Regions from separate parts of the Homo sapiens genome. Here regions 2 and 3 are each linked to region 1. The links are chromatin contacts, found by Hi-C in ENCODE. All regions are on one chromosome and are shown on one strand. Each heading gives the region's core, a stretch centred on a gene start or an enhancer-like site at or near the end of the contact. The rest is flanking DNA. Distances are from core to core; before and after follow the strand shown.

Region 1 (2,989 bases), core at 197-2,696:
ACAAGGCCCCAGGCTTGAAAAGCTCTGAAATCTCTTTGTGGTAATCCAATACATACTCATGGAAAACATAAAGACCAATACAAGGCAGCGTAGGGTGAGGTGCCTGCAGAGTAATCCAGATTAAGTGTTATTGAGTTCCCGGGAGAGAAGAGGTGATCCAATAAAAGATTCACAGAAGAGGCAGGAATTGATGAGGGCCTTAAAGAAAGGCCATAGGAAGATATGTTAGGCTTGTGACTGGGCAGTAGGAAAGGGCTGAGGTAGGAGTTTAAAGAGCATGGTAAGGGGCACTGAGAGGAACCTGTTTAGAAGGGGACCCGTGAAAAGAGAGGGGTGTCAGAGGCTCTGGAGGGATGCAGGGGTTGGGCTGTGGAGATCTCAAATTCCAGGCTAAAAGTCCTTGGGTTTATATGGTGGAAATGAAAGTTTCAGAGTAGAGGTATGACACAGACCTCTAAGTGGTCAGAAAGATCTACTGGCATTGGTATACTCAGGAATTAGTAAGGCCTGCTAGTGTGGACCAGTCTGGAGACTACTTTGATGGCCTGAGATAGAGGCCATGAGGAACTGGGAAGGCAGAGCAAAGGTATATTTCAGGAGATATTTATGGGAACATCTTTAGAAGCAAAATATATTTGAGGCACACTGTATAAAGCAGATTTGTTCTTCATATCCCATTCATTTACCTGTCTCATTTTATGCATGAATAAACAGGCTGAATATATAACAAATAACTACAAGATTAAGTCTGTCAATTGGATTATGAATAAAATTATCCCAGTTCCTGGGGCAAAAAAACAAAAATAAAGCAAACTGGACACCCCCAAAACGTGTGTTAAGTGACAGGACTCACTTAAGAAATGTTGGTTGAATCTGAATATCAATTCCCTTCTATAAGAAAACTTCTGGAATATTAGCCAAATTCTCTAAAGCTAGATAAATATGACAAACCCCCAAATTTTCTTTACAGTAAATTCGAACAGTATTCCATGGCAAAAGCTGTTACATAAAACAATGCATTTACTTCCTCTCACTAGAAGAAAAAAACAAACAAAAGAGAGTATGTTCACTTAAAAAAAAAAAGCTTGACAAAATGGAGTGCTTAGAGGAGTTTTATATTTAATATGTCATCCTGAATCATTATTGTGAATATGTTATGAACTTAGTTTGAATTAATAGATTCTACGGGATAAAAAGAGAATAAGAACATCAAGGTCAATTCTGCTCTATACTTTGCTGTCAGCTGAAGGTCAGATGGACACACTGAAGACATATGTCACTTATCTATTAAGCCTGTGTGAGATCTGGTTTATATAAACAATCAAATGGAAAATTAGCTGGGTAATTTCAAAAGAAGGGGGAGAAAAAAGTCTGTTAAGCAGTGCAATGAAGCTTGAATAGATCAGAAGAAACTAAAACCCCAGCTCGGTAGATGCCGATACTGGTTTGCATGGAGGAGTTATTTTGCTAAAAGGAAGTAAAACCGCTTCGTGAAATGTGTTGTCCTGTGATATGACAAGCACTGGGCCAGTGTGCGAAAATGGAAATGCTTCACGGAGGCCTTGAGAAAAGTTTGTTTTTTTTTTTTTTTTTTTTTTTTTTTTTTTTTAGCATTTTCTACAGTAAACTCTCTGAGAAATTCCAACAAAGCCTATGTCTTTTTGCCCACATTTTAAACAGTGATTCAGGGCAGCAGTAGGGGAAAAAAAAGTAAATATACATTGTAGCTTTTCATTCAGTAAATACCTCAAAACTAAAAAAATTGATTTTAAAAGCCTTCTATTTTTCTCTTGGAATATTTCCTGTTATTTGGAAATTACGCCATTTTAGAAGATTAGTCACATATTTTAAGGTGTTTACATACTGAAATGTAAAATATTTTGAACCATGATGACACTTCTTAAATTCATATTTTTAGAGCATCAAGTTATTTTTAAGAACAAATAAATTCTGCTTTTTGCTAGTGAATTTCTGCTGTTTTTAGCATATTGTGCCAGCTAGCATTTTGGAGCCGTATAATAACCATTTCTGTTTCCAGCCACCAAATTGTTATTCTTTGGACATAATATAGATTCAGGAATGCAAGACTGTGGATCCTAAACCAGTGATATAGAAACCTATGATTTGAAAATCAATGATGAATACATGCGTGTGGTTTACTGCTAAGAAGAGCCTGCATTTAAACCGGCTGGGAAACCGCAGCCTCCTCCTCACTCAGAATGCTGCGGCCTGTGTTGAGCCTGTTGTCCCACCTTAAGATAAATTCACCAAAGAGAATGGTCGCATTTAAATTCAGGGGTCCGGGAGGTGGGAAACACCACCTCTCAACAACCTTCTAATATATGGATTCAACCTTTTTTCATGCTATGTTTTAAAATTACCCTCTGCCTGGACAATTATCAATTTAGACGTGACTGTATGCAGATGTCACATTCCTCTGACCACTTAAAGGCACAAAAATTATAAAGCAGGAGTGAATGGATTTCCTGATTATAGATTATAAGAAAATGAAGTACAGACCAACTTTAGAGTCAGTTTGTTTTATAGTTTCATTTGATTAAAAATATTGTTTTACATAAAAATAACAAATTTAAGCATATATGAGTTAACTTACATAAAGGATTAGAGAATCTACCTCTTCTGGTTACAAGTTTGTATATACTCATATTAGTGTCAATACATAGAACTTGAATGTGGTGTTAGGAGAAAAACATTTTTCTCCCCAGTTAACTTGCAAACACTTGCTGCATTTTTTTTATTGACTCCTATTTTAAGAAGTCGTAAATTCAAAGAACATATTCCTGGCTTAAGATATTATGAGGAAGGCATTTTGCCTTGTCTCACAGAGCTCACTTGAACATGTAGCTCTCTTTGAGCTCAAAGTTCTGAAACTTTCTTTTATTTGGATGTTTAGGCATTTTGAGTTTTCTTCACTTGTTTCTTTTTCTTTTCTAGGACTTTGAATTATGAATACAAGCATATAAGACTA
Region 2 (2,989 bases), core at 350-2,849, 1.6 Mb before region 1:
CGAGATACAAAGAGTAAGTGTCTTGCCCTAGGTCATCCAGCCAATGAACAGCAGTGCCAGAATTCAAATCCTAGCCTAATTGACTAAAGCCAGTGCTATTAACCACCATGAAATGCTTCTTCACTAGACAGGAAACCAGACGATGACTATAGCATACAGTAATCTGAGTTTGGCACAACTCACTGTGATGATAGCATCATTCAGATACAAACTGGAGGAACCAGTTTTAAAGAAGGGTGAGGGGATGCAGAATATTAAGGGAAGCTGAGTGGTCAGGCTGACTCTATGTTATGGTATCAAATTTGGCTTGCCTGAATTTTAATTAGGACAAGAAATATTTCAAAGCACAAATGAGAAGTTATTTTCATCTCTGCTTCTCTCTTTAATTCAGAGTTCTCTAGAAGAAAAACAGGAAATGTTCCTATATTAAGCAAGTGGTATCAAAATCTATCATATCAGTATTGAAAAGCACCAGGTAATTTCTTAGATTCAGAAACCTCAATTTATCCCTAATGAAATACTAAGAAGGCTGCAATAACCAATTACTCAGAAACATTTTGGTGTTTCTTTGGCTGACTTAAACTGAATTATTTCTATATCCAACTGTTTCTATTAGTCATCACAAACTCAAAGACATTAGTTTATTCTGGTACTTTAAAAAATAATACACAATAGAAAAACAAAAACATAGGATGAATAAATGGGAGGAAATATATATCAATTAGTACCATTCATTTTTTATTCATTACTATGGTATTGAAGGACTTTGGCAGGTGACATTGTATATCCAGGCTACTAAGTCTATTTCTGAATGTTTCTACTGCATACCAGAGAAGAGTGAGGCAACAGAGACCAAACTGCCAGCCTTGGACCAGCTAGTAAAGAACGGAAATGAGTCATCCATTTTTCACCCACACTCTTGAAACTAAACCTGAAAAGGAAAAAAAGTTTGATACAAAATAGAACTTGTTTATTCCCCTATCCACATTTGCTAGAACAGTGCCTAGCATAAATGTTTATGGAATAGATGGTTTAATAAATATTTGTTGAATGAATAAACAAGTGAATTTTTTTTTTCTATTTTTCCCTCAAGCTACGAATATGCAGGAAGGCAAGAAAAAGAGAATAATGCTGATTGCCCACAGAACTCGTTTGCTGAGACTACAGACAGTTTTGTAGTCAAGATCCGCTTAGACAAGTAATAGGCATTTTAAACTTAACATACCTGGAGTAGAACTTCTAATTTCCTCCCTTATAAATTGTTCTCCCCCAGTCTTCTCTCAGTAAATGCATTTCCACTTCACGAGCAGCTCAAGGCAAAATCCTAGGGGAGATGCTTGATTCCTCTCTTCCCCTTGTTCTCTATATCCAAACCCTCAATATGTAGACCCTACTCCCAGAGTGTATCCAGAATCTAATTACTATTTCCAGTACTACCATGCTAATCTCACCACCATTGTCAAACACCTGCACTACCACAAAAACCTCTAACTTGTCTCTCCTCTTCTAAGTTTGCCCCTCTGCAATTTAATCTTCATCCAGATGAAAATGTGATCATTTTGAATCATGCATATTCTTTCCTTTCTCTCCTTATAATGCTGAAATCGCTTCCTGTTGTACTTAGAACAAAAGTCCAATCTGTCTCCTCTCTATCACTCTGACCTCATCTTCTGCAACACTGTCCCTTCTGTTGTCACCATGCTGGTGTTCTTTTTTCTTTTTGAACATACCATGCTCTTTCCCATCTCAAGGACTTTGCACTTGCTGTTTCTCTGTATGGAATGCCTTTTCTCCAAATCTTGACGTGGTGGAGTCCTCATCATTCAGGTTTTAGCACAAATACCTCCTTATCTAGGATGCCTTCCCTGACTAAAGCTGACCCTCTCTGCAACATCCACACACAAGGTACATTCTATCACATCACCCTGTTTTATTTTCGTCTTAGAACTTAACACTATCTGAAATTAGTTGATAAATATGTGTGCTTACTTCATTCATCTGTGTCTCCCAATGAGGATGTAATTTTGAAAAAGTAAGAATCTTATTAGTCTTGTTCTTCGTTACATCTCTTGGACTACAGTGAATATTTATTGAAAGAATGAATGTTTTCTGAAAGTCCTTGAGCAGTTTTTGTGGTTGGTTTTGATACTTTGTTGAGTGTTAATTGTTCATTATGTCATTATGTTAAAGGTCTCTGCAATTAGGATACAAAGTATAATTGAGACTGAGTCATTTTCTATTGGTTTTAGAGCAGAATCTGACAGTCCTCTCTTGGGAAAACACTTTTAAACTGCCACTATATCACAGAACCAATTCTGACATATCTATATCAAAAACTAATTTCCTCAATTCTGTGTGTATGGCATCCAAATTTTTTTTCTAAATATTACCTACATTTGGCATGGTCATCATAGCTAAATGATTATTTCAACCACACTTTTTCTGCTGCTTCTCTACCTTCCTTTTCATTTTTACATATATTGGTGATTTCCTAAATGTAAATGGTTGAGTTTAAATGCCAGCAGGGGGTAAAAAAAAGAAATTCTTTGCAAAGGTAGAGAGATTTGTTACTCAGCCAAGTGCTTCTTCAGTAGCTAAGTTCTCATTAGAAAGCTAACTTTTCAGAGTAGCTCAGAGGTGTCATTTAGAATTATTTCATTTTACCAAGCTAGCATGAAATCTCATGACACCCTGAGGCTACTTGTCCTGGAGTGTCACAAAATGACACTCTGTCCCAATCACCACTAAATAATATTAACTCCTAAGCCTGATCTTCAAAGTCTAAGAATACAGCCCACATACATCCAAGGAGAGGGTTTTTTTTCCTAAAAATGATTTTAAATGGTTTTTAGCTTATTGCAATAACCTAGCCTTCATATTTAAATTAGTTGCATTAGAGAGCTATTTGTCATTGCAAACAAAGCTGCATTTGTAGCTTTGGATTCATTTTACAGTACCCGTCATTTGTCCACCTGGCCTTCTACTTGTA
Region 3 (2,989 bases), core at 151-2,650, 1.5 Mb before region 1:
TAAAGAACTGCAGCAATGGAAGACTCAGGTAAATGAATTAGAAGAACAGGAGGTGATGGTCATAAAGTAGGATGCTTCAAATAAAGAATTACCAGGTGGTTTCATTAGTGGTGATAAGTTCCAGTGGTCTTGTGATAGGTGGCAAAGGTGGGATAGAGGAAAACATTGAAAGAGGAGAGGTCAAGGAATAGAGAAGCTAAAGTTCAGAGTGTTTCTTCTACATGGTTCTTGGAATCACTAAGAACAATGACAGGAATGAAGATGTACAGGAAGGCAGTGAGTCAGTAGTTGAAGTATTAAGTGAATGAAGAGAAATGATTAGGAAGGTAGATAGGAATTACCGCCAAGAAGTCATGGGTAGTAAAACCGGATAGGAAAACACAGAGTACTTGATCAGCTAAGATTGGAAGGATATTGTCCTAAAGACAATGTATCATGGCTCTTTATATATATATATTTGTTTATATTTATATATAATATATGATATATATTTATATATAATACATATTTATATATAAATATGTATTTTAAATATATTTATTTATATTATATATATCATATATATTCAGTTACATACATATGTGACTATGAATAACTCTACAATGTGTTTTCATTTTTTAATCATATGCTCTTATCAATCAAGGATTCTGAGCATATAATATTTATAAATCACAAATATGCTACTCTGCAGATAGTTATTACAAAAGAAATTTTATAGGATTAAATATATACATCAAATAAACTAAGCCTAATATTTCAAACATCTTTACTCTCACTAGAAAATTATTAATCATTTTATAATTGAAAATACTTTATTTTTAAAAACCTTGATTTAAACTTTGGAATCAAGTGATTTGAAAGTCCGGTACTAAGTTTAGTTTACATCAGTACATGATTTTAATGATTTTCCTAACTGAAAAAGAAACCTCACAAAAACATTTGTGTGCAAATGAAATGTATCTCTGGCTGTGTTTACCAAATTCTGATACTCATTTTTTAATCCTACTTAGCAACTATACAAAAGTTTTCATAACTTTCATATAATAAATATCAATTTATCCTGATGTCACTAAACTTTTCTATAAACTAATAAAAAGTTATAATATTCTTATGTAATAAATGAATTTAAAACTCACTGAATTCTTTATGTGAAAGATTTAGAATAAATTAGAAAAATCTTGTTAGGCATGCTGATAAGGGGATTTTAAAGAAGCTGTAATAATTTTTAGCTGTATCACTTAAAAATGGAAAATTTTTCAGTTTATATTCAAAATGCCCTTTTCATAGCACAAATTTCTTTCAAAAACAAGATACTTTTTAATAATTGCTAAAATACTATTTTTTTTATCTGTGAGAGATTAAATATAAGGACTGTTTTTGTTGTTTGAGACAGGATCTGGCTCTGTTGCCCAGGCAACAGTTGTGCAGTGATACAATCTTGGCTCACTGAAACCTCTACCTCTTGGGCTCAGGCAATCTTCCCACGGCTCACTGAAACCTCTACCTCTTGGGCTCAGGCAATCTTCCCACGGCTCACTGAAACCTCTACCTCTTGGGCTCAGGCAATCTTCCCACCTCAGTTTCCTAAGCAGCTGGGACTACAGGCGTGCACCACCACACCTGGCTAGTTTTTATATTTTTGGTAGAGATGAGGTTTCGCCACATTACCCAGGCTGATCTCAAACTCCCAAGCTCAAAGGATCCACCCGCCTGAATCTCCCAAAATGCTGGGATTACAGGTGTAAGCCACTGTGCCTGGCCAAGGTTTTTTGTTGTTGTTGTTGTTTGGTTTGTTTGTTTGTTTTTCTTTCTATAAAGCTGCTTGGTAAAATACATACTTAGAACAATTGGGTTTTTTGTGTGTGATGGAAAATGACTCACACATCTTGGCCTCACTAGTCTTTGGGGACTCTGTGTACTTATTCCAACAGCCATTGCAGCAACATACAGGTATGTGTGACTTGTGTGACTTCACAAGGTACAAACTGCTAGCACCTCTCCTCCCATCCTGGGATTCTCTTTTAATGCTAAGGCATAAGATGCCACCACATGATTCCTTGGCATTCACATATGTACAAGTCCAAAATGTGGGAGAATCAAAGCTCCATGGGGTGAAACTTTGTATTAGTTAGGGTTTTCCAGAGAAACAGGACTATTAGGTTGGTGTAAAAGTAATTGCGGTTTTTGCCATTACTTTTAGTGGTAAAACCACAATTACTTTTGCACCAACCTATAATAGGGGTGTGTGTGTGCATGTGTGTACACATAAAGAGAGATGTATTATAAGAAATTAGTAAGAAATTAGCTCATGAGATTATGCTAAGATGTCCTATGTTCTGCCATTTACCTGGAGACCCAGGAAAGCCATTGTGGTATTGTGAAATATATATCTGGTCTTCTTCCCTGTTTCCTGGCATACAGATACTAAAACCCTTAGAATTTCAGAAATGATGGATTATCTTTTGTATGTTAATGAGATAACCAGTAGGTGTGGAACCCTAGATAGCTTCAGGATGGGAGCTGGTTGCCAGAAAGACCAAGACATAATTAGAGGATTGAGACTTTCAGCCCTAACCTATGGAGAAGGGAGAGGGGCTGAAGATTGAGTTGGCCATCAACAATGGCCAATGATATAATCAATCATGCCTATGCAATGAAGCCACCATAAAAACTCAAAAAGGCAGAGTTTGGAACAGCTTCTGGGTAGCTGAACATGTGAAAGTTTCTGGAAAGTAATGTGCCAGTGAGAGCATGAAAGCTCCATGTCCCTTCTTCCATACTTTAATCTATACACTTTTCCATCTGGTTGTTCATCTGTATTTTTTATAATGTCCTTCATAATAAGTGGGTAAATGTAAGTGTCTCCCTGAGTTATGTGAGAACCTCTAGTAAGTTAACAGAAACTGAGAAGGAGAGTCATGGGAACCCTGATTTATGGCTGCTCTGTCGGAAGCACAGGCCACAACCTGGGGCTTGCAGTTGGCATCTG

Evidence for each region. A loop is a pair of places that touch in the nucleus more often than their neighbours do. Pooled maps may share reads with other maps.
Region 2: a loop to region 1 is called in a map with no recorded cell type, with 8 times the contacts of the local background. The contact joins the promoter of MIR4280HG here to the enhancer-like site in region 1. A Hi-C loop is called at or near these places in 3 of 37 single-sample maps with no recorded cell type and 2 of 50 pooled maps.
Region 3: a map with no recorded cell type shows a loop between it and region 1 (20-fold over the local background). The contact joins two enhancer-like sites. A Hi-C loop is called at or near these places in 4 of 37 single-sample maps with no recorded cell type and 3 of 50 pooled maps.

The regions. Positions count from the first base shown.
Region 1 is chr5:88,732,990-88,735,978 of GRCh38, forward strand. All of the region lies in intron 6 of MEF2C (myocyte enhancer factor 2C), which reads right to left. Among named protein-coding and RNA genes, the nearest start is that of GSCAR, 37 kb to the left of the region's middle. RefSeq lists an enhancer at 2,305-2,404. Within about 2 kb of position 1,447, at least 9 of the 41 ENCODE cell types and tissues checked have a DNase peak (open chromatin) inside an H3K27ac peak, as active enhancers do.
Region 2 is chr5:87,120,596-87,123,584 of GRCh38, forward strand. MIR4280HG (MIR4280 host gene) reads right to left here and starts at 1,600. Exons shown (of 2, transcript NR_186582.1): 1 at 1,226-1,600. The region is part of intron 1 of LOC101929380 (a long non-coding RNA gene); the gene reads left to right.
Region 3 is chr5:87,229,696-87,232,684 of GRCh38, forward strand. The region is part of intron 2 of LINC01949 (long intergenic non-protein coding RNA 1949); the gene reads right to left. The region is part of intron 2 of LOC101929380 (a long non-coding RNA gene); the gene reads left to right. Among named protein-coding and RNA genes, the nearest start is that of LINC01949, 8.0 kb to the right of the region's middle. RefSeq lists an enhancer at 1,384-1,753. Within about 2 kb of position 1,401, at least 2 of the 41 ENCODE cell types and tissues checked have a DNase peak (open chromatin) inside an H3K27ac peak, as active enhancers do.